Regions from separate parts of the Homo sapiens genome. Here all the other regions are linked to region 3. The links are chromatin loops, found by intact Hi-C in ENCODE. Cell type or tissue: Caco-2. All regions are shown on one strand. Region 1 overlaps CAND1.11 (a long non-coding RNA gene). Region 2 overlaps SBF2 (SET binding factor 2). Region 3 holds the start of LINC02709 (long intergenic non-protein coding RNA 2709). Region 4 overlaps SBF2 (SET binding factor 2). Region 5 overlaps SBF2 (SET binding factor 2). Region 6 overlaps SBF2 (SET binding factor 2). Region 7 overlaps SBF2 (SET binding factor 2).

Evidence for each region. Hi-C counts contacts between places; a loop is a spot of excess contacts. Peaks named below come from ENCODE experiments on the same cell type or tissue, not always from the same donor. Only the 100,000 strongest peaks of a DNase experiment are listed, where the experiment ranks them.
Region 1: it touches region 3 in a loop (9-fold over the local background); 76 of 110 quality-filtered maps call a loop at or near these places.
Region 2: a loop joins it to region 3, with 2.1 times the contacts of the local background. A loop is called at or near these places in 9 of 110 quality-filtered maps.
Region 4: a loop joins it to region 3, with 2.6 times the contacts of the local background. A loop is called at or near these places in 2 of 110 quality-filtered maps.
Region 5: it touches region 3 in a loop (10-fold over the local background); 29 of 110 quality-filtered maps call a loop at or near these places.
Region 6: it touches region 3 in a loop (15-fold over the local background); 94 of 110 quality-filtered maps call a loop at or near these places.
Region 7: it touches region 3 in a loop (7-fold over the local background); 6 of 110 quality-filtered maps call a loop at or near these places.

Annotation. Positions count from the first base shown.
Region 1 is chr11:10,321,054-10,325,053 of GRCh38, reverse strand. All of the region lies in intron 1 of CAND1.11 (a long non-coding RNA gene), which reads right to left. Among named protein-coding and RNA genes, the nearest start is that of CAND1.11, 15 kb to the right of the region's middle. In Caco-2, CTCF peaks have their summits at 1,623 and 1,823 (motif pointing right); a DNase peak (open chromatin) is centred at 1,973.
Region 2 is chr11:9,822,700-9,826,699 of GRCh38, reverse strand. The region is part of intron 28 of SBF2 (SET binding factor 2); the gene reads left to right. Among named protein-coding and RNA genes, the nearest start is that of LINC02709, 65 kb to the right of the region's middle. In Caco-2, no CTCF peak of the experiment used is centred here; no DNase peak of the experiment used is centred here.
Region 3 is chr11:9,755,892-9,759,891 of GRCh38, reverse strand. LINC02709 (long intergenic non-protein coding RNA 2709) reads left to right here and starts at 359. Exons shown (of 3, transcript NR_033972.1): 1 at 359-463; 2 at 2,049-2,125; 3 at 2,994-4,000. It overlaps SBF2-AS1 (SBF2 antisense RNA 1), which reads right to left and starts at 1,599. Exons shown (of 3, transcript NR_036485.1): 1 at 1,389-1,599. RefSeq lists silencers at 1,150-1,269, 1,390-1,789 and an enhancer at 3,261-3,320. In Caco-2, CTCF peaks have their summits at 1,368 and 1,638 (motif pointing left); DNase peaks (open chromatin) are centred at 71, 941, 1,351, 1,711 and 1 weaker place; H3K4me3 peaks cover 2,024 bases.
Region 4 is chr11:10,180,332-10,184,331 of GRCh38, reverse strand. The region is part of intron 2 of SBF2 (SET binding factor 2); the gene reads left to right. Among named protein-coding and RNA genes, the nearest start is that of SBF2, 110 kb to the left of the region's middle. In Caco-2, a CTCF peak has its summit at 2,382 (motif pointing left); a DNase peak (open chromatin) is centred at 1,691.
Region 5 is chr11:9,857,927-9,861,926 of GRCh38, reverse strand. SBF2 (SET binding factor 2) reads left to right here. Exons shown (of 40, transcript NM_030962.4): 18 at 3,531-3,701. All of the region lies in intron 1 of LOC101928008 (a long non-coding RNA gene), which reads right to left. Among named protein-coding and RNA genes, the nearest start is that of LINC02709, 100 kb to the right of the region's middle. In Caco-2, no CTCF peak of the experiment used is centred here; no DNase peak of the experiment used is centred here.
Region 6 is chr11:9,970,594-9,974,593 of GRCh38, reverse strand. The region is part of intron 13 of SBF2 (SET binding factor 2); the gene reads left to right. Among named protein-coding and RNA genes, the nearest start is that of LINC02709, 210 kb to the right of the region's middle. In Caco-2, a CTCF peak has its summit at 1,508 (motif pointing right); no DNase peak of the experiment used is centred here.
Region 7 is chr11:9,904,641-9,908,640 of GRCh38, reverse strand. The region is part of intron 16 of SBF2 (SET binding factor 2); the gene reads left to right. All of the region lies in intron 1 of LOC101928008 (a long non-coding RNA gene), which reads right to left. Among named protein-coding and RNA genes, the nearest start is that of LINC02709, 150 kb to the right of the region's middle. RefSeq lists an enhancer at 2,049-2,633. In Caco-2, no CTCF peak of the experiment used is centred here; DNase peaks (open chromatin) are centred at 1,960 and 2,430.

The DNA.
Region 1 (4,000 bases), 570 kb before region 3:
TACTCAAATGAAGCACAAAGGTAAACACCAACCTCATTATTCTCCTGAGAAGTTGCTTATTTTCCTGGGGTGGGGAACCTGGGGGCAGGCAGAACCTTCAAGGCCTGAGAACTATCAAGAGACTCTTTAGGAGGCGAGGAGAAGCTGAAACCACTATCCCAACCCAGTTCTCCTGAGTTTTCCTTCCTGCTTCGGGTTTCCCACTTCATTTCCCATTGCCGTGGCATCATGTCAGCCCCTACCTGTGAGGAGATACTGACATTTCTTTAGTGTTATACAAACTCCTTCCCTGAACTCTTCTTCACATAGCTGAGATAGGCTGGAACTTTTCCAAAGCCTTTACAAAATACTGAGGGAGAACAACGGGGACATAAACAAGAAAATACATGAAGCATAAACATGGTCAAGCTTGTGCAATATGTTAACAATCATAATATTTAGGGAATGAGACACAGAAGGGAGAAATGTTGTACATAATAACCTTGTTTGATAATTTTTAGGAACTGTATATACTTTATAAGTAATACACATTTATTTTGACATATACAGTATTAATTTTGGTCCTACCATAGCATTCTAGCTCCCATGGTTCACTCCACTTACAGACTTTCCACCTGATTAACTCTGAGACTCTTCCTTCTGTTCCTTTCTATCCCCGTCCCTCCCCAACAGGTCTCACGAACCTTCTGGGAAGAACAACGGGTGATAAGTTTGACCATTCAGTCAATAAATGTGCCAGCTATAATGCCAGACACAGTGATAAGCCATCAGTTACCTTCAATGCTTATCGATACCACTCAAATGCCTTTTCTCTTTGATAGGAGAAAAGACCAAGGGTCATTTCCTTAACACTTCTTTCTGTGTCCATCTAAAAAGTCACTTAGAATTATATGAAAACACACTTAATAGACTCAGTAATCTCTGCCAAGAAAAAGATCTTGGTTGAAAGAATTCTCAGCTACAACAATGACTGCAATCAAAAAGAACTCATTTACATACAAATGGATCTTCCCAAAGAAGGCAAAAAGGAAAATCCCACTTTCTGATTTGGAGCAGCAACAAGCCACTAATATAGTCAAGGCAAGGCAGCCTCTGTCCTCTGGATGCCTCCAATAAGATGACTAAGGGCTTTATCAAGCCCATCTAAGCTTATGACTATATTAATGCTCCAGTGCTCTTTATTTGAGCTCCGAGGAGCCACTGTTTTCCTCATCCCTCTCATCATCTAACCTGAGCTCAAGTATTCTCACCTGGGTGTGATTCAAATGGAGCTAGCCTTTACTTTCCTGGACACTCGTCTTCCTTAATCTGCCTCAGTTTCCTCAAGGAAGACAAAGATAAAACATCTGGAGACACCACAAATGAACCTCATCACAAATGAACCTCAAGCTGAGAAGAGCACTTCTGAGAGGCACTTCCAATACCACCCACTGACACCCAGCAGAGAATAGTCTGTGCTTGGGGAATTTACCTACTGCTACAGTTTTCAGACATCATTGGCCCATAAAGAAAAGACACTTAAACCTATAAGCCTCCTGGGTTTTGCTCTGGAGCCTCACTGGTCAGAGCCTTGCGTGAACTCCCTTGGAAAGTTGTCTGGGATCAAGGAGTCTGCCCTTGAGTCTCAGCAAGGGATGAGGGAGGCAGGACTTAATGGACTGAAAGAGAGAAGCCACCCATGTGGTCCAACAGTTCATCCTAGGAAATGACAGTCCAGTTGGTACACAACTACATAAACTTATATTCCAAAATCCCCCAAATTCACCACCAAGGCACTTGGCTAAGATAACCAATATACAATCAACCTAGAACCGTTTCAAGAATTTATTCCTAAAGAAACAGCAGGTGGCAGCAGAGTTTTACATTTTTTTTTTTTTTTTTTGCCCTTTGGACTGGAATGAAAACAAAGTGTCACGGAATAATCTCCTCATCTCTGAGTCAGCCAATTGGCCCAGAAACGGGCATATTGCCGTCTTGTAACGTGAAGAGTATAGCATCTTCTCAGAGTGGGCTCTGTGCACTTTGACAAGAGAATACAACATCACCCGCCACCCCCAGGCCAGAGACCTGCCTGGTTCTGTAGGCCAAGTAGGAAAATGACTGCCCCAGAATGACCAGATCACAGAGGCTGTGGCCCTGAGTTTCATATTCATTTTCCCAGTATCAAGGTGTTGCTCATTTACAATGTGGAGGCCCTCAAAGAAAACTGAGTATGATTAAGTGGAAGAATGCCTAGGAATTGAGTATACACCTCACAGCATTTTCACCATCTATTATGATATAATCCATGGCAGAAATGTAGGGGCAAAAAAAAGTGGAAAAGGGGAGTTAATAAAATCTGGTTTCTGGTGTACTTAGAGATTTAGAGATCTCTGAAAGCTGCATCACCACCCCACAGCTGCTGCAGCTTGGGCTCAGGAGCAGGCAGTGCCAAGACCACTGTCTGCTTTGGCCTCAAATACCTTCCTTGACTTAGTATTGTGCTTGGCTCCCAACTTCCAAGTTGTAGCTGGAAAGTTTCCATTGTCACAGTGTAGCACCAGAGTTGGAACCCAAGTTTTTGCTGAATTGTTTTGCAGAGCAAATCCAGTTTTGCCTTTAAGAAGTGACTGGTCAGCCGGGAGCAGTGGCTCACGCCTGTAATCCCAGCACTTTGGGAGGCCGAGGCAGGCAGATCACGAGGTAAGGAGATCAAGACCATCCTGGCTAACATGGTGAAACCCTGTCTCTACTAAAAATACAAAAAATTAGCTGGGCGTGGTGGCAGGCGCCTGTAGTCCCAGCTACTCAGGAGGCTGAGGCAGGAGAATGGCGTGAACCCGGGAGGCGGAGCTTGCAGTGAGCCGAGATTGCGCCACTGCACTCCAGCCTGGGTGACAGAGCGAGATTCCGTCTCAAAAAAAAAAAAGAAGTGACTGGTCAGTTTGTTCCATCCCAAAATGGTGATTCAGAACTCTCTCAGACACACCTTAGACTGAGATACTTTTTTTTTTTTCCCCTTAGATTAGAGAAGGAGGATTTCCTTATGTTGCCCAGGCTGGTCTTGAACCCTTGACCTCAAGCAAGGCTCCTGCCTCAGCCTACCAAAATGCTGGGATTACAGGCCTGAGCTGCCTCACCCAGGCTGAGATGTTTAATTTCCATCCAAGAGGAAACTTTCTTATCATTTAAAGTAGAAATGGAAGGATGGAAGAAGGTGGGGGTAGGGCTGGAGGAATTTTAATTGTTATTATTTTTTTTAAGTATGAAACTTGTTCAGGAAAAAGATAAAGTTAAGGACCTTGTCTCCAGGATCCCAAACAGATTTTGCAAACATATATTTGTGGGTTTTCTTTTTGGAAGTAGAGTTGACAGAAAAGTGAGTAGCTTTAACTCTGTAGCAACACAACTCCTGGTGACCAAAGAGAACATTCCTGAAGATCCAGTGGAGGTAGAAGACGTTCATTTATTTACATGACATGCAGCCTCAGCCCCAAACATGTTTTTTGTTTTCTTTTTCTGCAGAAAATATGATTTTGTTCTGACAACTTAAGGACACACTTCACAGCTCTCAGCCCAGAAAGGGTCATTTAAGATTATCTAATAAGGAAAACATTGTATAATTCCTTTGAATGTAATAAACAATATCTTTTGGAGCAACCTGCAGCAAATGTTCCAAATTTCACATCAACATTTAATTCCCCCTCTGTGCGTATGTTCTACACTCCCCAAAAAATGATGTTAAAACATTTAATGCAGTGAATTGACAGCACCAGGAAAATATTTGGGCTGTCTGGAGTTGCCATTATTGGCTTTAATTATGACCTACTGGCTCTTGGGTCCTAAAGCAGCCAGAAAATGAGATATGTGTGCCAAAATATTCATTAGAATTCCCTTCTCAGTCATTGTATAGAAAGAACAAGTTTCCTTCTGGCTCCCATCTTCAGTATTTTAAGTGGAATTATTAATATGCCAGATTTTTTAAAGGATCAGTCAGTAAACAAGATTATGTGCATACCTT
Region 2 (4,000 bases), 67 kb before region 3:
AGTAAGTAATCTTGTTTCTGCTTGAACATCATCAGTAATGGGAAACTCATTTCTTCCCCAAAATAATCCCTTACATTTGTGAGCAACTCTATGTGTTGCTTTCTCATATTGACCACCACTTTTACATATTGGCCCTAGCTCTATCCTCTGAGGTTAGAAAGTAAGTGTACTCTCCCACACGTAAAACCCTTCAGGAAAAACTCTTGTCAGGCTTGCTTTCTACAAAATTCACTTTTTACAAAATTCACTTTTTTCCCTTTTGAAAACCATACACATCTTGGTCCTTTGGATACTTTCTTTTCCTGCCTTTAGTTAACTCTGAATATCCCCAGTTGAAATGGTTGTAGTCCACTCACCATCCTTATCACTCTGAACACTCCACAGAATTGAACCCAGCACTCTAGGTGTTCTCACAGCCTAAAACTGCATTAGCTATGGGCAGCCCCATCACTAGGTTAACCCATGTGGAGATTAATATCATTTGAAATCCCTGTCTGCTTCACATGTGCTATTGTTCTTAAAAATACACTGGCCTTGATGGTTGCTTTTTGGACCCACTAGCAGTGTTACAACTAGGAAATTTCATGTTTTGGGGTGTGGACTGGTATTTTAGACCTTTGGACCCTGATTCTGTCTACCAGTGCATTTGCTGTTTTCAAGCCTTTTGTCATCCATACATTTGATCATTGTTCTCATGTGATTCTTCGTTTAAAAAAATGTTGAACAAGCCAGAGCTAAGGACAAAGACCTACAGCAAAATAATATAAACCCCTCTGAAGAAAAAGATCAGTCTGTTCATCTATACTGGTTATGAGTCTTCCCACTAAAACTCACCAGGCCCATATTTCTAAATCTCTGTCAATCGTTTTAATCCACTATTTGCCAGTCTTTCAAACAATTCACTGCATCACCAAGGGTTTTATGGTTATTTTGCTGTGACTTATTATACGAATCAGTGCTTTTTTTTAAAAGTAACTATGAATAGTCCATTGATACTCCATTCCTAGAATTTGGTTCAGAATCAACATAAAGATTCTACTTTACAAAATTCACTTTTTTCCCTTTTGAAAACCGTACACATCTCCTAGTGGTCATACTGGTTTTTTGGATACTTTCTTTTCCTGCCTCGTCAGAACTTTCTGTAATTGCAGGATTTCCTAAGAGCTTTCAACCTCCTTGAGTCATCTTTCCAATGAGTGTGTCAGGCCTTGAAGTCGTTGTATTGGTTTCCTAGGGCTACCGTAACAAAGTGCCACAAATTGGGTGGCTTAAACAACTATTGTCTCACAGTTCTGGAAGCTGGAAGTCCAAGATCAGGGTGTCAGGGAGTTGGTTCCTTCTGAGGGCTGTGAGGAGGAATCTGTTCCATGCCTTTCTCCTAGCTTCTGGAGGTTTGCTGGCCATCTTTGGCATTGCTTGGCTTCTGGAAGCATTACCTAAATCTCTGCCCTCATCTTCACATGGCATTCTCCCTCTGTGTCTGGCTCCAAATTTCTCCTTTTATAAGTACACCAGTCATATTGAATTAGGGGCCCATTCTACTCCAGTATGACCTCATCTTAACTAATGATATATATTCTGAGGCACTGGGGGTTGGGATTTAATATAAATTTTGGGAGGGGGACACATTTCAACCCATTACAGCCATATATATCATTTTTCTGAATTTTTAGAGTACTATTATTTTAAAGTTTAAGATACACGCTTCGTTCTTCTCATCATTTCTTTCTCAGTGAATTTGAACTAAAAGATGGTACAGTGATTTTTTTCCTAAGGTTCCTAGTATTTCAGTTGCTAAGCACTCTTGTCAGAATTTGGTTCGAGATTGCATTTCCCCTTACTGCTTTATTTACCATATGAAAGTTTACATTGTCAGCAAGGAAAGTCAGTAATTTTTCCACTCAACTTTTAGACAGTGCAACTTTCAGCAGATGTCTAGTTAATTGAAACCCTCCCACCCCACAACCTGATCTTGTATTTTGCCATTGTACACGTCACCATGTTATCCATTCCAACATTTGGCCAGGTGGCCTATAATATAAATTGTAGCTGCACAGTTGTCTCCTCCTATTATGTTGGTACTCAAGGTTCATAGATTTTCAACAATCTTTTTCTTTTTTTCTTTTTTTTTTTTTTTTGAGATGGAGTCTCGCTCTGTCACCAGGCTGGAGTGCAGTGGAGCGATCTTGATCTTGGCTCACTGCAACCTCAGACTCCCTGGTTCAAGCAATTCTCCTGCCTCAGCCTCCCGAGTAGCTGGGATTACAGGCACGTGCCACCGTGCCCAGCTAATTTTTGTATTTTTAGTAGAGATGGGGTTTCACCACGTTGGCCAGGATGATCTCGATCTCCTGACCTCGTGATTCACCCACCTCAGCCTCCCAAATTGCTGGGATTACAGGTGTGAGCCACTGCACCCGGCCTTAACAATCTTTTTCAACTACACTATCTTCTTTTTTAACACTGGCCTCCAACTCTTGGCTTCTTTTATACAAGGGAATTCCCAGTAGTGGTTATATTCTTATGACTCCATTCTTTGCTAATCCTAAAGGCACCCAGAAGGCTGTATTTACCTTTTCAGATTAAAATCTCCTATTTAACTTATGACCACTATGTGCATATCTGAGGCTATAAATATTATTTCTGACACCCTTCTCAAATACTTTCTGCTGAAAATTACTGTGAATTTGGCTTGTTTCCTTATGACAGTTTTTTACTCCTAACCAGGTGCTTGTCATTATGGTATCTTAAGCTAAAATCCAGAAACGCAAATCTCATTCTTTTACTCCATCTCTTAACTCTTCACTCCTAAAGCCTCCAAAACCTTGTGAAGTCCCAGTGATAAACTGGACAAAGAGATACTGCTGTTTCCTGACACCTTCAACATTCTCTGTGATCTCTAGAGCTGCTTTCTGTGTTTCTTCTGATAGTGTCATTCCTTCTCAAAGTAGGACGAATGAACTGAGGCAAGCAAGTTAAGGGTCTCAAAAGATTCTCTGTTATGTGAACATACCAGGCAGACACACATTTAGACTGGCCAGGGCAAGACTAGGTATAAACATGCCCATGCCTTGCAAGTAATTCATTTCCTTGTACCGACTCACAGTACAGAGTCTCTTCATTCTTCCAGAGTTAGATACCACTGTGAGAGGAGCCTCCTATCATTTAATTCTTCTTCTTCTTTTTTTTTTTTTTTACCCTAACCCCTAGTTCTTCTTCCTAGCCTTTTTCTTTTTGCTCCCCTATTTTCACAATTTTTTTCATTCTTTTCATTGTCGTACAGTCTTAGTTCCAAGTTTTCTTATGTTATTTCCACTGTGTGTCTCTCCTGGTCTGATGAGCCAGGGTTAAAATTGACCTTCACCTCTTTTTCAGTCAGGGTGATCACTTTGCATTCAGCATGCATGTTGGTGAGTTCCTAATACAAGGGCTGCATCCTTTTTTACCTAAGAATCATTTTAAAAGCAAGAAGTGAATAGATCACATTGTTTTTCATTTAAAATTAAAGTAGCATTTAAGCCCAATGGGGAAACACATATACTTACAACTTGGATAAATTTCTTTGTTGAGTAGAAAAATGCCTTGAGAAAATTAGTACTGCCTCTCAAATACCAAAATATAATAGCTGGGTATATTTGAGAAGTAGCCACTTGGAGGCAGCTTTTTAATTTTTCATCCTTTACATTTTAAGTTTTTCTCCATGTATTATTTTATTCTTGAAATAACCTCCAGGATATGTATTTAAAGAGGCCCAGGGAGATTAAGTGACTTGGCCAAGGCTGCATAGCAAATATTAGTATAACTGGGACTAGAATTAGTTCAGTGTTGCATCGTATCAGTGCAGATATATTTACTGAATACATCTAGTGTCTCATGCACTGGGCCAGGTATAAGATCACAGTGATCAATAAGGCCCCACATGTGACCTAAGCATCTCTTTTCCCTCTCCCCTTTCGTCAGAACAGAGTAGAGGAAATAACACCAGTGCTTAGGAAACACT
Region 3 (4,000 bases):
AGGAGGTAGCTATGACTCAGTGGCACGCGGCATCTGTGGGTATCTGTGTGGATATGTGTCTGAGTGCAGGCATGAGCATAGGCGCTTGCTCCCCAGGGGGTGGGGGAAGTGGTTGTGACTCAGCTGCACATGGTGACTGGGAGCCTACAGGCCAGCTGTGACTTTATGGCTTTGCTTATTTGCCAAGCCAAACAGTTAGTGTTGGGCGTAAATATTCTATCAGAGTGTGCATGGAATAAGTCCTGAGCTAGGGACCTCCAGCAGGCAGGAGAGACTCAGTAGTCTTGGCCCAGCAGCATCTGTCCCCCGCCTGCCCCCTCCACCGTAGGTATACAGGTCCTACCCTCCCTCCCTCGCCCTCTCCACTCCTGCCTCCTGGAGACTCAGCGAGCTCGTCCCTCATTGACTCTACATCACCCCTCACCCACCGGTCCCAGGTGCACACACGAGACCAGGCCCAGAGGTACAGGGCTGTGGCCTTCGAGCTGCCAGCCCAATCCATTTTTCTACCATACCAAAAACCCCTTCTTTTTCAGCCCTCATGACCGCGTCTTCCTCCAACATCCCAGCCCCGGTCGTAGGCTCGGCAAGCCCGCTCCAGGGCCCACTTCCCATCTCGGCGGCCGCAGACCCGCTGCCTCCCCATCGGCGCGGCCCCATCTTCACCTCTGAGCTCCTTGCCCCTCTCTCCCTGGCTGTCTCTGTCCTTATCTGTCCCAAGTCTATCTTTGTCTCTTCTCGAGCCGGGCTGTCTGCAGCAGAGGCTTCACCAGAGTGGAGGTGCTGACAGAGTGCGGGGTGTGGGGAGGACAATCTGTGTCCCTTCTTGAGCCTTATCGGGAAAACTTAAGTCACTGCTCAGGGCTCAGACTGGAATTTCGCCCTAGATGACCTTGCTGGGTCTGCTGGGGCCTCCGCAGGGACAGCCAGGGTCAAACGAGTCAGGAAACAGGCCCCTGCTTGTGGGCCGCCTGCCCGCCCTCATCCCAACCAGGCCGCCTGCAGCGCCCTCGGCGGGAGACGCCGGGGAGGGGAGAGAAGGGAGGAGACGGGAGGGGCGGCCCCGTCTTGGGCACTCGCAGGGACTGGCGGGAGGCCGTGTGGGGCTGGAATCGTGACCACGGATGCCGCAAGGCCACAGGGCCCTCCTCGGGGTCCCGGCCGGAAATCCTCAGGGGCCCGAGGAGGAGCCGGGGCGGCCACCCGACCACCTCCCCGCGGGCCGCAGGCAGGCGGCGCGCCGTACCCGCCGAGAACGCGGGAAGAGGCCATCGCGTCTGGACACCTGGGCTTCGTCCCAGAGCCGTCACTGCTGTGTCCCCTTGGGCAACTGCCTAGCTCCCTGAGCCTCACTTTTCACACCTGGAACATAGGAAAATTGCGCCCACCTTCTGGGTCGTGGCAGATAAAATGAGTTCACGTCAGGGCTGGCTCTCAGGAGGCGCTCAGTGCTCGTGGCTTTCCTCCCCGGTGGACAGAACCCCGGGGCAGCTCCCCGCGCCCTGACGCCCAGAGCGGAGCGGCCCGGAGCGGAGCGACCACCGCACACTGGACCCGACCCTAGTCGGCCCCGCGCGCCCGGGTCGGGGCTGGAACCTGCGGGCGTGGCGCACGCCTGCCACCTGGCGGCGAAGCCCCCAGGCCGCCCGTCCCGCCCACGGCTGCGCGCGTGCGCAGGCCTGCACCACCCAGTCGCCCCCACCACGCCGCGCCCCGCCTCCCTCGCCCAGGGACTTCCTAGGCCACGCCACGCCGCTCCACCAGCTCAGGGAACCCCCTTGGCCGTGCAGACCTGCGCCACAGGGTCGTTTCCTCCCCTCCTTCCCTCGAAAGCGTATGCATTTCGTTGCCCCTGGAACTGGGGTCATTTCAGGACCTCCCAAGGAGGGTCAGGATGGTGGTATTGGCCTTAGGGGACGCGGGCTCAGGTTGGCGGTTGAACCGCATGTTCCTGTTTCAAACAAACCTAAATGTAGGCCTGGAAGGCTGTGCACTGAAATCCTAGTATTAGGTTGGTGCAAAATTAATTGCGATTTTTGCCATTGTAGGTTGTCTGCAGAGTGAGATTATGGCGAAGCATTTTATTCTTTTTACAAACCTGCTTTTTCTCAGTTTTCCACATTGGGTATGTATTGGTGATAAGGAAAAAAAAACTACAAAAGATATTTTTTGAAAAAAAAAAATCACATGGAGAGAGAGAAAAGGGGACGAATTGGCCTATCAAGGGGGTTTCCGGAAGTTAACTTTCTAGTATCTCTGTTTGCATGTAGACTCCCAGGGTGCCCTGGGAGAAATGGAGAAATGAAGCCCAGGACATGAGGCATTGGGATGGATGGTCCATCTTTCACATGTGCTGGGATTAACTTCCTTTAAGAAAAAAGGAAGGCAAAAGGGTTCCCAGCCTTAGGGTTGGGTGGGGTAGAGGCTCCAAATAAACCAGAAACTCTTGAGTAGAGGTGGTCAGTCATTGCTGTCTGGTTCAAGCGCTGATTGGACCCAAGGGGACCAGATCCAGGATATATTTGAGAACAAGGAATTTATTTCAGAAAGGGGCCACTCAACAGTCAGCATTTACTAAGAACCTGCTTGGTACAGGGTGCTGGAACTACCACAACGAGGCTGCCCCTTCCCTTAAGGAGTTCTGGGCTGACTTTTGGGAAAGTTCATCAGCGGTGACGGGTAGTGAGTGAGGCAGATCAGCAGGAACATTACAAGCCGCAGGAACCGTCAGCTGCTGATAGAGGCCCTGGGAGGTAGAGTGGAGAACAGCTCTGGCCACCACAGCTAATGGCCACCAAGGGAGCGACAGGACCCTTGAGGGGAGAGCAGAGGCTGGAGGTCCTTGGGGTCTACTGGGAGGTGGCAGTCACAGGCCCTTGGGTCCTCTCCACAGCCTTGCTGGAACCTTCCAAAGAGCAGGTGTGACTGGGGAAGTGTGTTGCTGGGCTGTCACCCTCACCTGGGACCTCCTCTGTGCACTCATCCATTCACAGATTTGCCAGCTACCTGCCTTTGCAGGACACCTCAGAAGTTACAGACTTGCCTGTGGAAATGCAGAGAGCACCTGAGGTATTTCCCGGACTCTCCAGTAGTAGCCTTGAATGGCTGACCAACCGCAGTCACCTGCCAGATCTTCTCAGAACCGGCCAGCCCACCAGCGACAGGCCCATTAAGTGGCCTGGCCCAGCCCAGATGGAAAACCCCCTCCACGTGACTTTCTAAAGAACATGCATGAAGACAAAACACCAGGTGCCTCAGGTGTGACACCCTGAGGACACATCACCTGTACAGTATCCTAACCCACCCAAGATGACACAGTAAGGTAAAACCACAGTAGAGCCCAGGCCTGTTTGACTCTGAAGTCCAGGCTCCTTTCCAACTTAGTGCCCTAAAGGCCTGATTGGGGTGGGGGTAGGCAGGAAGATTCAAGCACTGATTGTTTGTAGCCCAGGCTGGGAGGGCAACAGCTCTAGAAAAAAAGTCACTCACTGCTTTAACCATCTTCCAGCTAACTGCAGTGAGGTGTACAGGGCCATGGGGCTCTGGGATGAACTCTTCCACCTCTACACCTTGTAAACAAGGATTCCAGACACACCCTCCAAATGGGAATGGAGACACACGTTTGGCAGAGTTGGACAGTAACGCTGCTCTCCTATCAGCCTGGACTTTGAGGGGAGTGGAAAACATGAGTGTGGAGGTGCAGCAGTCCTGGTATCCCCTGAAACCAGCCTGTGGGGGGAACAGTCTTCCCAGGGGAGCTGCTCAGGATCGTCCTGGTCCCATGCATCAGGAAGAAAAGGGAACCTGAGAGCAGAGGGAAAATGCAGAAAGTGGGGCAGGGAGACTGCTCCCTGAAACCCCCATGGGCTGCTGGTCCAAGCAGAAAGTGTTGTCGGAGGGGGGAGAGGCAGGGTGAAATGGGACAGGAAACGAGGACTTCCGATGAGGAGGAGGAGGGGGCAGTGGGCTGCGGGTCTTGGGGACTGAACAGAATGGGGTT
Region 4 (4,000 bases), 420 kb before region 3:
TATACTACCTGGTTTCAAGACATCCCATAAGGCTCAATAATCAAGACAGTATGGTATTAGCTTAAGGAATAGACATGTAGATCCATGGTACAGTCTAGAAGCAAACTCACATATATATCATGAATTTATTTCTTTTTTCTGAAATGTTCCACTTTATTGAAAGAAAAGCATGTGTTATCTTTTTTGTTTTTTCCTTTTATTTTTAGTTGATATGTAATAATTCTACATGTTTATGGGAAACAGGGTGATATTTCAGTACATGTATGCAATGTATAATGGTGGAATCAAATTAGTGTATCCATCACCTCAAATACCTATCATTTCTCTGTGTTGTGAACGTTCAGAATCTTCTAAGTTTTTGAAAATATACACTAAATTATTGTTAACCATATTCACCTTAACGGTGCTACAGAACACGAGAACTTATATTTCCCATTTAGCTATGACTCTGTGTCTGTTAACCAATCTCTTCCTTTCCTTCCCTCCCCACATCCTTCCCAGCCTCTAATAACCACAATTCTACTCTCTGCTTCTATGAGCTCAAATTTTTGTTTTTTGTGTTTTTAGCTTCTACATATGGATGAGAACACACAGTAGTTATCATTCTGTGCCTGACTTCATAAATTGGTTTTTGGACCGAGTTGCTAATGTAATTCAGTTGTGGAAGTGATAAGCCCAAATGGTGCTAGAACAACTGGATATCCATTTAGGAAAAAAATGAGCCTTGACCCTTAAACCATACACAAAAAGTAACTTGAAATGGATCATAGTCTAAATGTAAAAGCTAACACTATAAAGTTTTTAAAAGAAAACTTAGGATTTTGAGACCTTTAGTTAAGCCAAGATTTTTTAGAGAGAATGTCAAAACCGTGACTGATTAAAGTTTCTCTGGATTTCCTGAAAAACCTTGAAAAATAGTATATAACCATGCAGAAAAGGTGGATAATACAATAGCAATAAGCCCCATTTTTTTTAGAAGTTTCCCTTGGATCTACAGAATCTTTGGATGCTACTTGGGCCTTCTAGTTTTTACTATTTACCATTGGAAAGGAGGAGGACGCTGGAAGAAATGAGAGGATGTGGGACGCTTTAAGCAGCGCTTTCACCTAGAAAGGGAGAGCAAAGTTTACTCAGGTGTTATTTTTGCCAGATGCCAGGTTTTCTTCTTCAAGCCAGAATTTTGGGTATATTAGAAAATGTGGGGTGATGATCACCCTGGGCAACATGGTGAAACCCTGTCTCCACAAAGCATAGAAAAACTGGCCAGGCACAGTGGCTCACGCCTGTAATCCCAGCACTTTGGGAGGCCGAGGCGGGCGGATCACAAAGTCAAGAGATCAAGACCATCCTGGCCAACATGGTGAAACCCTGTCTCTACTAAAAATACAAAAATTAGCTGGGCGTGGTGGCGCGTGCTATAGTCCCAGCTACTCGGGAGGCTGAGGCGGGAGAATCACTTGAACCCAGGACACGGAGGTTGCAGTGAGACGAGACATCGCCACTGCACTCCAGCCTGGCGACAGAGCAAGACTCCGTCTCAAAAAAAAAAATTAAAAAACAACAAACAAACAATAACAACAACAACAACAACAACAAAAAGACATAGAAAAATTAGCTGGACATGGTGGTGCTTGCCTGTAGTTCCACATACTTGGGAGGCTGAGGTGGGAGGGTCGCTTGAGCCCAGGAGGCAGAGATTGCAGTGAGCCGAGATTGCACCACTGCATTCCAGCCTGGGTGACAGAGTAAGACCCTGTCTTAAAATAAACAGACAAAAAAAAAGTCAGGTGATTTTGACAATAAGACTTCTTTCTTGAAGTTTTGATTGCTGTAAATGGTAGCCAACTTGAGATATTAAAATCATTATGTGAAAGACTTTGTGATATGCAAGAAAGAATACTGAACTCTAGGATTTTATGTATCTGTATGTTTATATTTATGTATATATAGAGAGGTGTATATTTAAATACATAATTTGCTTATAAAGGACAACAGCAATTTGAGAGAACACCATCTCTCTAGGTCATTCCTGTAGGTCATCTCTCTAGGTCTACTTTCAAAGGTACGTAAGGAATGAATTTTTATATTACCTACCCCCCCATTTTGATCTCATAAAGCTTTTTGTCGAATTATACATCTATACATCCATACATCCTAATTACTGTACGAAATATGTTTACATCTTTTTGCTTGACTTTGAATAATTCTTTGAGAGTTTCCAGTTACGGATATTACCATGTATGGTCATCTCCTTGTAACTTAGCTTAATTTAAAGTACCTTTAAGCTAGCCAGAATAACTTGCAAATCTGTTGATTTAATAAGATGAAGTATTTGGTGGCCTCTAGTGGTACTTATGTGTCTATAAAAAGTCACCAATGTACAAAATTTTAGGGTGAGAGTTACTAAGGTGACAAAGTAAACACATATGTGTATTTATTGAAGAAAAGTTTTTTAGTCTTTGAGAACTAAAAGCTCATTAATCAAATATAAATTTATCAATGATATGGCTGTATCTACTTTTATAGCAAATTATTATCACCACTAAACTTTCCTCACTTTCAAGAAATGCCTTGGAATTATACTCATATCTCTTAATTGGGAGAATTTTTATGTAACTTGTATTTAACATTCAGAAATAGTTTACTATTGCATTGAATTGAGATGTGTCCAGGAAGGAGGATGGTGGGAATATTTCTGACCTCTTTTGAAATGTAATGAAAGCTAAAAAGGGAGTCACAATTTCATAGATTAATTATAAAGATAAAAGTCCTTAGTAAAATGTACTTTTTTAAACAGTTAATTCTGGCTAACTCTTAAAGATACTTTAAGTCTGGCCAAAAATTATCTAGAATCTGAACTGCATGTAGAAATTTAGAAAAATCACTTCAAAAATTGGGAAAATTTGTATAAAGTTAAGATTTAGAAAACCAAAGAGAAAAGTGACAGTTTTAGGTAAGTTATATTTATTTCTTAAATGCTAAAATTCATTCATTAAAAAAATTAGAAATTGAAATCTCAGATTTCATAGCTTGCTCAGTGTTATGTAGCTACTTAGTAATTGCTGAGATGATAATAAAACCCTGGTCTTTTGATTCTCTGCTAAAGCTTTTCTAAAACTATTCTGCTAGTAGTATTATATGAGAAAGCTGATTTTTAAAAAAGTTTTCTTTATTTCTGATACTTAAAAAATTAATAGACTAAGCCCTAGATTCCAATTAGGATGGTTTAAGTGGCGTTAGAAAGACACTTAGAGAAAAAGCATTTTAACATTAAAATCAGAAGAGTGTAATGACATGAGTACTCGGTGCTTAGAGAGTTGGCAGCTTTTATTTTTTCCAAAGATAGACCATATTTACCAGAAAAACCTCTAATATCTGTGAAATTAGGAATAGCTTTGATTATGACAGCCACAGTGTTCTAATGAAAAAGTTAGATTTTACTATTGGATTCAAAACCAAGTGAAAGATTTCAATAAAGCTAAGGAATGCATCAGAGTCTCTTAACAGCAGCAGAATTGATCAAGTGGAAGAAAGAATTTGTGAGCTTGAAGACAGGCAGAACACCAAAGAAAAAAGAATGAAGCATACCTACAAGATCTAGAAAATAGCCCCAATGGGGCAAATCTAAGAGTTATTGGCCTTAAAGAGGAGGTAGAGAGAGATAGGGGTAGAAAGTTTACTCAAAGTGATAATAACAGAAAATTACCCCAAACTAGAGAAAGATATTAATATTGAAGTACAAGAAGGTTATAGAACAGCTAGCAGATTTAATCCAAAGAAGAATATATCAAGACATGTAATATCAAACTCCCAAAGGTCAAGGATAAAGAAAGGATCTTGAAAGCAACCAGAGAAAAGAAAGAAATAACATACAATAGAGCTCTAGTATGTCTGACAGCAGATTATTTCATGGAAACTTGACAGGCCAGAGAGAGTGGCCTGATATACTTAAAGTGCTGAAGGAAAGAGGCTTTTATCCTAGCATAGTATATCTAGCAAA
Region 5 (4,000 bases), 100 kb before region 3:
TCCTTGGAACATATATAGTCCCACTTTTGCTCAAACTATTTAGATTAGTTTTTGCATATTCAACTTTTAGTTTGTGCATAAACATGAAGATACAGGTTGAGTATATCTAATTCAAAAATTTGGGCCACACTTGGTGGCCTAATCCTATCCCAGCACTTTGGAAGGCCGAGGTGGGGGGATTGCTTGAGGCCAGGAGTTCAAGACCAGCCTGGGCAACATAGTGAAAACCTGTTTCAAGAAACATTTTTTTTTTTTTTTTTTTTGAGATGGAGTCTCACTCTGTTGCCTAGGCTGGAGTACAGTGGCGCGATCTCAGCTCACTGCAACCTCCACCTCCCAGATTCAAGCAACTCTCCTGCCTCAGTCTCCCAAGTAGCTGGGATTACAGGTGCCTGCCACCACACCCAGCTAATTTTTGTATTTTTAGTAGAGACGGGGTTTCACCATATTGGCCAGGCTGGTCTTGAATTCCCAACCTTCAGTGATCTGCCTGTCTCAGCCTCCCAAAGTGCTTGGATTACAGGCGTGAGCCACTGTGCCTGGCCTCAAAAAACATTTTTTAAAATTAGCCAGGCATGGCAGTACATGCATGTAGTCCTAGCTACTCAGGAGGTTAAGGCGGGAGAATCCCTTAAGCCCAGGAGTTCTAGGCTGCAATGATCTATGATTGTCATCAGCCTGGGTGACAGAGTGAGACCCTGTCTCCAAAAAGAAGAAAGAAAATTCAAAATGCTCCAAAATTCTAAACTTGTAGTGGGCTGGCATGATACTCAGAAGAAATGTTCATTGGAGCATTTCAGATGTCAGATTTTCAGATTTAGAATGCTCAACCAGTAAATATGATGCAGATATTCCAAAATCAGAAACACTTCTGGTCCCAAGTATTTCAGATAAGGGACATTCAACCTGTAATGTCAACTCAAATGTGCCAAGGAAAGCAAATATACACCATCAGTGTGAAAAATACTGAAGAAAGGTGGGGCTTCATTACACCCTCAGATTCCTGTACATCTCTGTTAAGTTTTAATAAAAGATGTTTAATTAATAACTTTTTTGGCATGCTGATTATCCTAAAAGTACTTTGTGAGAATCTGATAAGGATTTGTTAAAAGCTCAGTTTTTTGGAGTTTATCTATATGAATATAATTTCAAGACTTCAACATTTTTAGAGTTGCCATTGATTATGTTATGCTGCATTTGTAAGAAATGGTACTGCCCTGAGTATACTCATGGTAAAGGCAGTTGAGAATTACAGTTTTATCTCATTTGAATTTAGTGCCTTTAAAATCTCTTTCAGGCTGGTCATGGGGGCTCACATCTATAATCCTAGCACTTTGGGAGGCCAAGGCAGGTGGATCACTCGAGCCCAGGAGTTCAAGACCAGCCTGGGAAATATGATGAAACCCCATCTCTACAAAAACCCCATCTCATCTCACTGCAACCTCCACCTCCCAGGTTCAAATTTTTCTACAAAAAAAAGCTACAAAAATTGCTGGGTGTGGTGGAGCACACCTGTAGTCCCAGCTACTACAGCTACTAGGGAGGCTGAGGTGGGAGGATCTTTTGAGCCTGGGAGGTTGAGGCTGCAGTAAGCCATGATCATGCCACTGCACTCCAGCCTGGGTAACAAAGCCAGACCTTGTCTCAAAAAAAAAAAAAAAAAAACTGTTTCAAAATAGGCTTGTGTACTGCTACTGAAACAATTGTTGGTCCTTACAGTAAAGGACTAAAAAATGAAGGAGGAAAAAGTGTGTAATCCATGTCCCAAGTGTCTTCATGCAGAGTATAGAAGGAGCTTGTGATTCAGTGTGTGTGGCTTCTGCTTACGCACTCACAAAACCACACACATTTTGTTCATGATTTCCCATAGGTAGACAGTAACTGTTTCTTAAATGAGCAGATAGGCATAATGAAATCCAACAATGATCCCTGTGCACCCTCAAAGAACTCCTGATTTTTGCTTCATAGCCACAACTTACAGCCACTTAATAGGGAGAATTGAGGTTATAGCCAGTTACCTCAGCAGCAGTAACACAGTCCTATCTTGAAAGGGTCTTACAGATGGCATGTAGTACACAGAGACTCTTTAAGGCAAAATCACAACCACCCAGCTTCTAACTACACAGGTACTACATTTCGTGGTATGCAGTTCTAGACCAAAAAGGAGATTAGCATGTATTGAGCGTGTAATTTTTACCAGATGTCTTATATATCTGGTATACGTCCCTAAGAAATGAACCAACTTTTGTTGTGTAACAGTTATATAACCTTAGTAATCATCTTCAGTGTCCAGCATTTCAGGAGAAGACACTCAGCTTATTAAATTGCTTCGAAAGAAAACTTATCAGAAACTTTAGTTCTACTCACAGAAAACAGATGAACTCAATTCCAAAGAATAAAATGGGCCAAAAAATGTTTATTGAAAATGGTACCTACTCTTTCTTGGAAAATTATGAATTTTTAAAAATTTGAAACATCCTTAGCTTTTAGAGGTGGCAGAAATAGTTTTGGAAAGTTGACTCAAGTCACTAACTGAAATTTGGCAATGTAAATTATCATTAAAATTTAAAATGCAATGTTATACAAGTTTTTTTCAGAGGTTCCAAGGTAGAATATTACTTTGGGAAACAAAATCATAAAGTGAGGGGAAAACAGAAGTGCTAATTGGCAGTTAATTTGGCATTTCATTTATTTTGATTTACTTTCAGTTCTTTTGAAAGACAATTTGGTGTTATAAAAAGAGCAGGGGTTTTGGAACTAAACAAACTTAAATATATATGAAGTGCCTTCTAAATGCCTGCAGAGTTCATTTTCCTTCCCTCTGTTGTTAATCACCTCTTAAGTTTACTCTTACGCTGAAACCCAGCAGGAAGTCCCTGAAAGGAAGGAGGTTTGGTTTGTGTTTATCTTTCCCTGCACAAATTTGGTTACCAGAAAATGCCCTTGAAGCCCAGGGCAGTCTTCTAGAGAGTATGTGAGCCAGGCAACAGCTTTGGCGGGGAGGTAATGGGCTGGAATGAGCAGTAGGAAAAGTGCAGTTCTCCTGAGTCCCTAATTCATGCTATATCCTCATTCTGTGTGTAAGGCCAAGCTGTAGGTTCACTCATATTTCAGTTGCTGTCTCTTTAAAAAGAGTACCCTAAAGCCATAGAAGAAATGTTAAATTATCTGGAGTTTTATGTTTACATCGTGATGGATTTTATTATATGCCCTAATTGTAATAATATTCACTAAACCTACAGTGCCTCCTTTTCCTGTATTTTCTAATTGATATAATAACAGCTTTGATTTTTAGCTGTTACTAAAATACCCATTTTGATAAAGTGACTGAGACTCTCAAGGATCCAACAGCAAGCCCACAGTTGCCAGTTAAAAAGGAGTAAGTTGCTGATTGCTAAGCCTGTACTACCATACGATATTCTTTAGAGAAATCCTTTGATCTCATCTATGATTAACTGTGGCCCCTGTGACCTTATGAACTGTTATAATTCTGCCAGCCCCATGATGATGTATTTTGTGTGTTCTCACAGAAACTTGCCCCTGGAGTCAGCCAGTTTGCTTACACGTGTGTACAAGACCACCCCATTTGGACAAATCAGCAATTTTGGGAGACAACCTTTTACAATGCAGTGCAGGAACAGGTTCGCTCCCTTTATCTCTCAGCCAAGGAAGACAATCATGCCCCGCATCTGAAGCAAAAGGTAAGAGAGAAGAAAAGAACTCTAATTGTGTGGGATTAGGATTCTGGCTTTAAGGAAAGCAGATGTTCCCAGGGCAAAAAAAACTCTAGCTACTTCCTGCCAGTGTATTTGGGTTTTATTTAGGGAGCCCTGTGATATCTTTCCTCTGTTGATTTCAGACATTATGTTTTTCCATAATAACTTCTTAATACAGTTCTTCAGCACTAGGATTGTTTTAATATACTTTAATAAATAAGAATTTCCTGGAAATGACTATAGGAAGTTGAATAGAAAGAACAAACCTAAAATAACAGGCATAC
Region 6 (4,000 bases), 210 kb before region 3:
GATTCTAATTTGTATTTCAGCAGGTGAGTGAGAGTATAGGACTGTTAGCTGGTCACTGTATGTTGCCTTCGTACTTGTGACAAGAGTACTTGTCTTAGAATAGGAAATCTCTATCTGGAGTCATGAATTAGAGCAGTGGTTCTCAACAGGAGCAACCCTCCCACCCTACTTCATGAAATTGGTCTGGAGACATTTTTGGTGGTCACAGTTGGAGGGACTGTGCTACTGTCATCTAGTGGATAAAGGCCAAAGATACTTCTAAACATCTTACAATACACAAGACACCTACTCTTTATCGCAAATAATTATCAAGCCCAAATGTCAATTAGTGCATAGGTTGAGAAACCCTGAATTAGGGCAACCAGCATATCAAATATTAAAGTCATCTACTTGTATTAAGGATAAGACATTCAGTTGAATGTCTCAGTCATCTCACAAGGATGTGATCCTTGAAAGTCCTATGAAGTTGGAAAATTGAGGATGAGTCATTCCATCAATGTCATGTACACTACCAGGCAACTCTAAAGAGTCCAGTTACGTTTTGACAATGTTTAACAATTTACTCCAGTGACAGTATTGCCATCAACTGTATTAGAAAAAAAATTTGTGTCACTTGCTATCCCACATAGCTCTAAGTATAATTTGTGCACGTTAAATAATTTCAAATACTTGAATTAATCTGGGAAACTTGATAAGCTCTAACAATATCATATTGATTTGTCTTTCAGTGCTGAGACCAATACATAGGAAAAATTTTCTTTTTCCCAAGGTGGCTGTTGCCTACTTTGAATTTCCATTGGGGTTTGGGGCTTTTGTTGTGCCTTGCTTTGCTTTTATTTGAAATTAGTTTCAAGCCTTGTATTCTGTAACCCCTAGGCATATTCTCACTTAGCCTACCAAAGCTGGGGGTAGCTGGGCGTGCTGCAGGGGGGAGGGGTGCTGCAGACCAGATGATGTGTGTATATGTCACTTTTTCATGTCTGAGAAAAATCATTCTACCTCGAATTACTAAAGTATACTCTTAAAGCAGGATTATAGAGACCATTCCTTGAAAATCATTATCCAAATTCAAAATGTAAAAGACAGTGCATTCTGCCAAACTCTTTTCAGTAGTTTATTTTGGTTACTTTGGAAAAAAATGTTGCCAGGTTCACTGTAAGTGTTTAGTTGTCTAGCCCTTGTTTATTACTTTATATTTGCATTTCTCTGGAATCAAAGATGAAAATTTGGCTGCTGCTTTGTACTGTCGGAAAATAACGGATTTCCTTATTTCAACAAGGAGATTCAACACAAAATTTGGCTGTAGCTTTTAATGAGCTTGGTGACGTTCAAGGGACCAGTCCAAACACATCTTGTGTTACAAGTAAAAGCAGATGTTTTTAAGTATATGCAGAATACAGTGAGCCCTACCCTAAACTTCCTCTCATTGCTATTGTCTTCTCAAAAGTCATTTCGCGACCAAGTTAGGTTCAAGGTAGCAAATGTGGTCCTTTACATTTATCATGCTGCCCGTTAGAGGGCAGCAGTATACAGACTCAGGAGCCAGAAAACCAAATATTACTGTATTCTGGGGCATAAGTCTTTTTCGAATCTTCTAAACACAGCTAAATATATCATAATTTAACAAAATCCCTAATCTGCATTTTGGTGTAGAATATCTATATAACTACAGATATTCAACTTTGAACTTTGTTTTAACATGATCTTTTTTACAAGCTTGTAAATTAATGCTTGTAATTCTAAATTGTGTATGGATTTGGTTTACAATATTTCTAATTGCTTCTGGGAAGACTCTATTTAAAACTTATTGGAGGGCTGGGCGTGGTGGCTTACGCCTGTAATCCCAGCGCTTTGGGAGGCTGAGGCTGGTGGATCACGAGGTCAGAAGTTTGAGACCAGCCTGAACAACATAGTGAAACCCCGTCTCTACTAAAAATACAAAAGAATTAGCCAGGCGTGGTGGTGCACACCTGTAATCCCAGCTACTTGGGAGGCTGAGGCAGAAGAATCACTTGAACCCGGGAGGCAGAGGTTGCAGCGAGCAGAGATCGCGCCACTGCACCCCAGCCTGGACAACAAAGTGAAACTCTGTCTCAAAAACAAACAAACAAACAAAAAACATATTGGATACTACTACTATAATTACTAAAATGTAAGTAGTTGGTAATGTGTTGGAAATCTTGGGAGAAAGAGATGGCTTTAGTTATAGAAGCATGGTACCATGCCATAGAATATGCAGAGAATAAGAGAATACATATTTTTTAAATGAATGTAGCCAAAATTTTTGGAAAACAGCCTTTAGATTCATTCTGGGGTGGTGTGTGTGTGTGTGTTTGTGTGTTCTAACAGCTTTACTGTAACAGCTCGTTCAATACTCATAAGAACCTTATGAAGTAGGTACTATATTATTATCTTCCTTACAGATGTGAAAACTACAACACATGGGGTAAGTGAATTGACACTGCACCAGGTCACACTACTAGTAAGTGGCCAAGCTAGAGTTTGAAACGAGGCGTTCTGAAATCAGAGATCATGAACTAAAAATACTTTGTTATACTACCTCTCATTGAATTGTCTAACCTTTCCCCCTGAATTGTCATGCCACCTATCTCTATCATATTTTCTCACATAGTCCTGTTTTGGGGCTCTCTATTCTATTCCATTCATCCTTTTAACCCTTCACTAATAACAGTTGTTGTACTGTATTAATTATTAAAGGTTTATGTAAGTTTTGATATCTGGAAATCTTAACTCTCCCACTTAACTCTTCTTCAGAATTTCCTTGACTATTTTTGGTCTTTGTATGTCCCTATGAAGTTTAGGATGAACTTACCAAATTATAGGACCAACTCTTTAGAGATTTTGACTAGAAGTGATATGTGCATCCTTCTTTTTCTTTTTCTTTTTCCTTTCTTGAGACAAGGTCTCACTCTGTCACCCAGGCTGGAGTGTGGTGGTGCAATCACAGCTCACCACAGCCTCCATCTCCCAGGCTTAAACTATCCTCCTCCCTCAGTCCCCTGAGTAGCTGGGACCATGGGCAGGCACCACCATGCCTGGCTAATTTTTTATTTTTTTGTAGAAATGGGGTCTCACTATGTTGCCCAGACTGGTCTTGAACTCCTGGACTAAAGTGATCTGCCCACTCCGAACTCCCAAAGTGCTGAGATTACATAAGCATAAGACACTGTGCCTGGCCAATGCATCCTGCTTTTTCTAAACCACCCCAAGTCATTTTTGGAAAAAGACAGAAGACAGATAATATAACAATAGAGAAAAATATATATATATAACTAGAAAAAATACTGGTGTTACTAAGATTATTTCTACTTTTATTTTTCCAAGTTTTAAATTTTATTATAAATATTTACTTCATGGGAAATATATTTAGAGTTTTAATTTTTATTATAAAGAAAATATAGATAGAAACCAAAGTAATGAATATACTTTAAATAATTCAGACCTCAAGATCCATATGAATTACCTGGCCAGCCTGAAAAAAAAGATACCTACCCAATATGTTTTAGAGAATTGATATTTATTATTTTTGGGAAGACAGTATATGAGTAAGAGTCATGCCTAAAGAACAGAGAAGAACAAAAACACTACTTTTTGAAAAGGGCAGTTTTAGACACTACAGGCCAGTGACATTGGTGTTAAGTCCAGACAGAATTGTAAAACACTTTTTCAACATTTGGTTTAGAAAGAGTGATTACTAAGAGTTGGACTAAGGATTTACTTACTTATTTTTCCCTGTCTTTGCTAGATATGGGGGGAAATACAGAGCATGTATGAGAGCTGCTTTGGCAAGAACAGATTTTAAATCTGATTTCACCTTCTGAGGAGCCTTATATAAGATAAGCTTAATTATATAACTTAGGCAAAGTTGTTTTCCCTGCATCACATAATAAGGACTAGAGCAAGAACTGGAACCCATGTGTTTTGACACTTACGGCAGTGGGAGGAAGCAGTGTGTTTCTATTATATTGCTGAGGCATAC
Region 7 (4,000 bases), 150 kb before region 3:
GACTTTTTTTTTTTGAGACGGAGTCTCGCTCTGTCGCCTAGGCTGGAGTGCAGTAGCGTGATCTCGGCTCACTGCAAGCTCCGCCTCCCGGGTTCACGCCATTCTCCTGCCTCAGCCTCCTGAGTAGCTGGGACTACAGGCGCCCGCCACCACGCCTGGCTAATTTTTTTTGCATTTTTAGTAGAGACGGGGTTTCACCGTGTTAGCCAGGATGGTCTCGATCTCCTGACCTCGTGATCTACCCGCCTCGGCCTCCCAAAGTGCTGGGATTACAGGCGTGAGCCACCGCACCAAGCCCCCCATCTGCCTTCTCTATTCACAATTTCCAGTACTCCTGTTAGGTATATTTTAGAAGCTTTAACTTCATCCTCTATATTTTGTAATGTTTTTAAATTCCTAAATATAGAGATAAAATGAACACATAAGAAAAAAATTTTCTTCAAGCCCTTCCATTGCATTTTAATTGTAACAATTATGTTTTTAATTGCTTTTTCATAGATGTATAGTTTCAAACTCTCTTGAGGATATTATTTATAATTCACTAGAAGGTTTCTTTTTCATGAATTATGTTTCCACAGACTCCATTTTTATATTCAGTTCAGTATCTTACTTGAGAGGCAAGAGAACGTTGAGGTTTCAAGCACAAATACTGGAGTAAGACTATCCAGGTTCAAATTCTGGCTCTGCCATTTGTGGCTATATAATCGCAAGCAAATAATTTAACCTCTGAGAGGCTCAGTTTCATTATCAACAAAAAGGACATAATTACAGTACCTATCTAATCGAGATGTTGTGAAGATTAAATGAAATAATATCTGTAAATTCATACTTCAAATATGTGTGATACTTAGTAAACACTTAATAAGTGCTAACTAATTATTACCATATGCCAGGTGCAGTGTTCTAGTTTCCAGGCATATAAAGTTAAAAGTGACTTGGTCCATTCACTCAAATAACTTAAAATAAAGCTTGATATTATTTGTCAAGCCTAGCATTCACCTTCTATTGCAATGGGAGTCATTGTGCATATAAATAACAGTGGTATTCAAAACTGTGGTACATCCTTTATGGTTTTGTAGGTTTATTTAATGTTAAAATATAACTTGAAGCTGAAACTGTAATAAAAAAATCCTTTTGCCTATTTTTTGCTTAACATTGTACTTGGAAAGAAGGGAGAAATATGGGGGCATGCATATGAAAATACCAAGGAGAAAGCATGTAAATGACAAACCAAAGCATGGATGGGCTTCCTCAACCGTATTAGATATGGTAGGAGTAAGTATGATGTGGAATAGAAGGTGATAAATAAAATAGGTTGACTAAAGCAGCAGCTTGTGGCAGGGGCCCATATGGTCGGGTGGGTAGAGAGGTGGATCCGTACCGAGAAGGGCTAATAAGCCTGGCAGAAGAGTTTGGTCATTATTCTATAATGGTCAGAAAATAGCTGAATTTTTGAATAGGAGAGTAATGTGATACAGAGAGGAATTTGTGTTTTTAATTTTTGTCCTTATGTAGAAGATGCAAATGTTTTCAGTGTTTTGGGCAATTCAAAAAAACTTTTTTCTGAGCTGTGTCTAATCTAAACTCTAAAGGAAAGTCAGTTCTGTAACACATTGTTCCTTTCAATCTAGTTTTTTCTTTAATGTTTAAATATAACATTTTTTAGAGATTCCAGAGTTTTATCAAACTGGAATGTTGGCAACAACAGTTCAAAGGTATCTAGGTTAAAAGTACGAAGTAATTGAGGATAATGGGAAATTAAGATTGCAGGGCTCACTCTTCAATTGTAGCAGGAAAATTAAAGGTAAATTACAAAGCAAAGTTCAGAATAAAACATGTATCAGTATTCAAGACCTTGCAAGTTTATAAAATGTCTGGTATGTTTATTACTACAATGCTATTATTTGGCCAAAGCACAGGGGACTTCAGATTGTGTATTTATGGACTGATTCCCCAACAGATAACCACACAATTCTGGAATGCGGTTGCTGTGTCAATAGTTGTAGACTTATTGTTGTAAATTTTTTCCCTCTTTCAACCTAATTAACTTAGAATGTCTCTAACGTGATTTGCAAAGAATTTTTTATTTATATTTTGCAATCAGCATTTGAGCAGCACACAGGTTTGAGACATGCACTACAATGAGTAAACATTTTGTAAGATAATAAATAGTGCCCACTAGTCTAAATGTTTTATGATTGCCTGTTCCCTGCTAATTGGTCATGGATTGAAATTCCCCATTGTTTAATTTTTTTAATTTGTGGAAAATTATTATAAATGAGTGTGTAGGGCTTCATATCACAGCTGTTGTCATTTAAAGTTTGGACAGTGTCATTACAAATGAAGCCCTGCTGTGAAATCAAAGTCAAAAGGCATCTTGGCATCCCAACCATTTCCTTGGGAGAAGATTACAGCTCAAGTCTGTTGAACTTTATTGCCTTGGGCCTCATGACAGTCTTCAGAAACATGCAAGGCATTTCTGTTAAAGAAATTCAGATGTGCTAGGACACAGATGACATTCTTGTGCATAGCAGTGTCCTAAGGGGGTGAGGAATAAGTCAGGAAGAAAAAGATGATTCATACTTTTTGCTGCATTCTGGGATTATTATATATAATCCATAGAGAGGATGGAGACCTTGCAGAGATACCACATAGGAAAAAGGTGCGGTGTTTTCCTACATGGCCTGACTGTATTTTAAAATAAAAACCTAAACACGACTCCAAGGTAATGACTGCCTTCAAAGTAATATTTTAGTTGATTTTAATATTCTCTTTGAAGGAAGTTCTCATTGACTCATATTTCTTTTCTCCCTCTCCTTTCTCACACACATTCATTTCCAGAGGTTTGACTGAGGGAGAGCTGCTACTGAGTTTTAACAGTCACTCTTTTTATATGTAAAACTCATGTTCTTGAATTTAAAACAAAAGATTACTTGTTCTGACTTAAAAATCTATCTAACCAGTAACTGGGCTCCAACAAAGGTCCCCACAGAGACATCATAAAAGAACATCATTGTCCTCTAATTTAAGGATGTATCTTATTCAGCCATGAATTTATCTCATCCCTTTAAAATGTGTTCTTATTTGTCATCCCTATTTCCTCCTGGGATAAAGAGATTCCTGAGTTCATTAGCTACAGCATGCCTGGCACATAGTAGATACTCAATAAATATTTGTTGAGTAAATGAAAATCGTTATTCAAAGGAAAATCCTGATTACGCTCAATGTTAATTCTGGAAATCCAAGACCTAGTAAGATCATTTGTTCTACTGTTCTTTCAGCTTTGTATGACATTCAAAAAGGCATATCACTCATTCAACAACTTGCCATAAATATTGATAACTGCTTCTTAATAAAAATGCCATTAAATTGCTTATAATCTAGTGAAGAGACATACAAGTAAATAGATAATCACAATAGAGTGTGATATGCTAAGCATTTCCTAGCCTCAGTGATAATAACATTTATTGAGTACTTTCTATGTACCAGGTACAATTTTAAGTATTTTACATGCATTAATGATTTCTAACTTAATTGCATTGTGAGCTGACAACTCTGTCTATATGATTCAAAACATTTTGAAATTTACTGATAGTTTTTTGTTTTGTTTTGTTCTTGAGACAGGGTCTTGCTTTGTCACCCAGGCTGGAAGGCCACGTGATACAATCATGGCTCACTGTAGCCTCCACCTGCTCGGCTCAAGTGATTCTCCCATCTCTGCTTCCCAAGTATCTGGGAGTACAGGCACATGACACCACACCCAACTAATTTTTAATAATTTGTAGAGATGAGCTCTTACTATCACTCAGGCTGGTCTTGAACTCCTGAGCTCAAGCAATCCTCTCACCTCGGCCTCCCAAAGTTCTGTGATTATAGGTGTGAGCCACCATACCCAGCCCTGATACTTATTTTATGGACCAGTATGAGGTCAATTTTTTTAAATCCATGTGAACAGTTCTGGGTACAGTGTTAGAAAGTGCAGTGTCCATTAGAGCAAGCA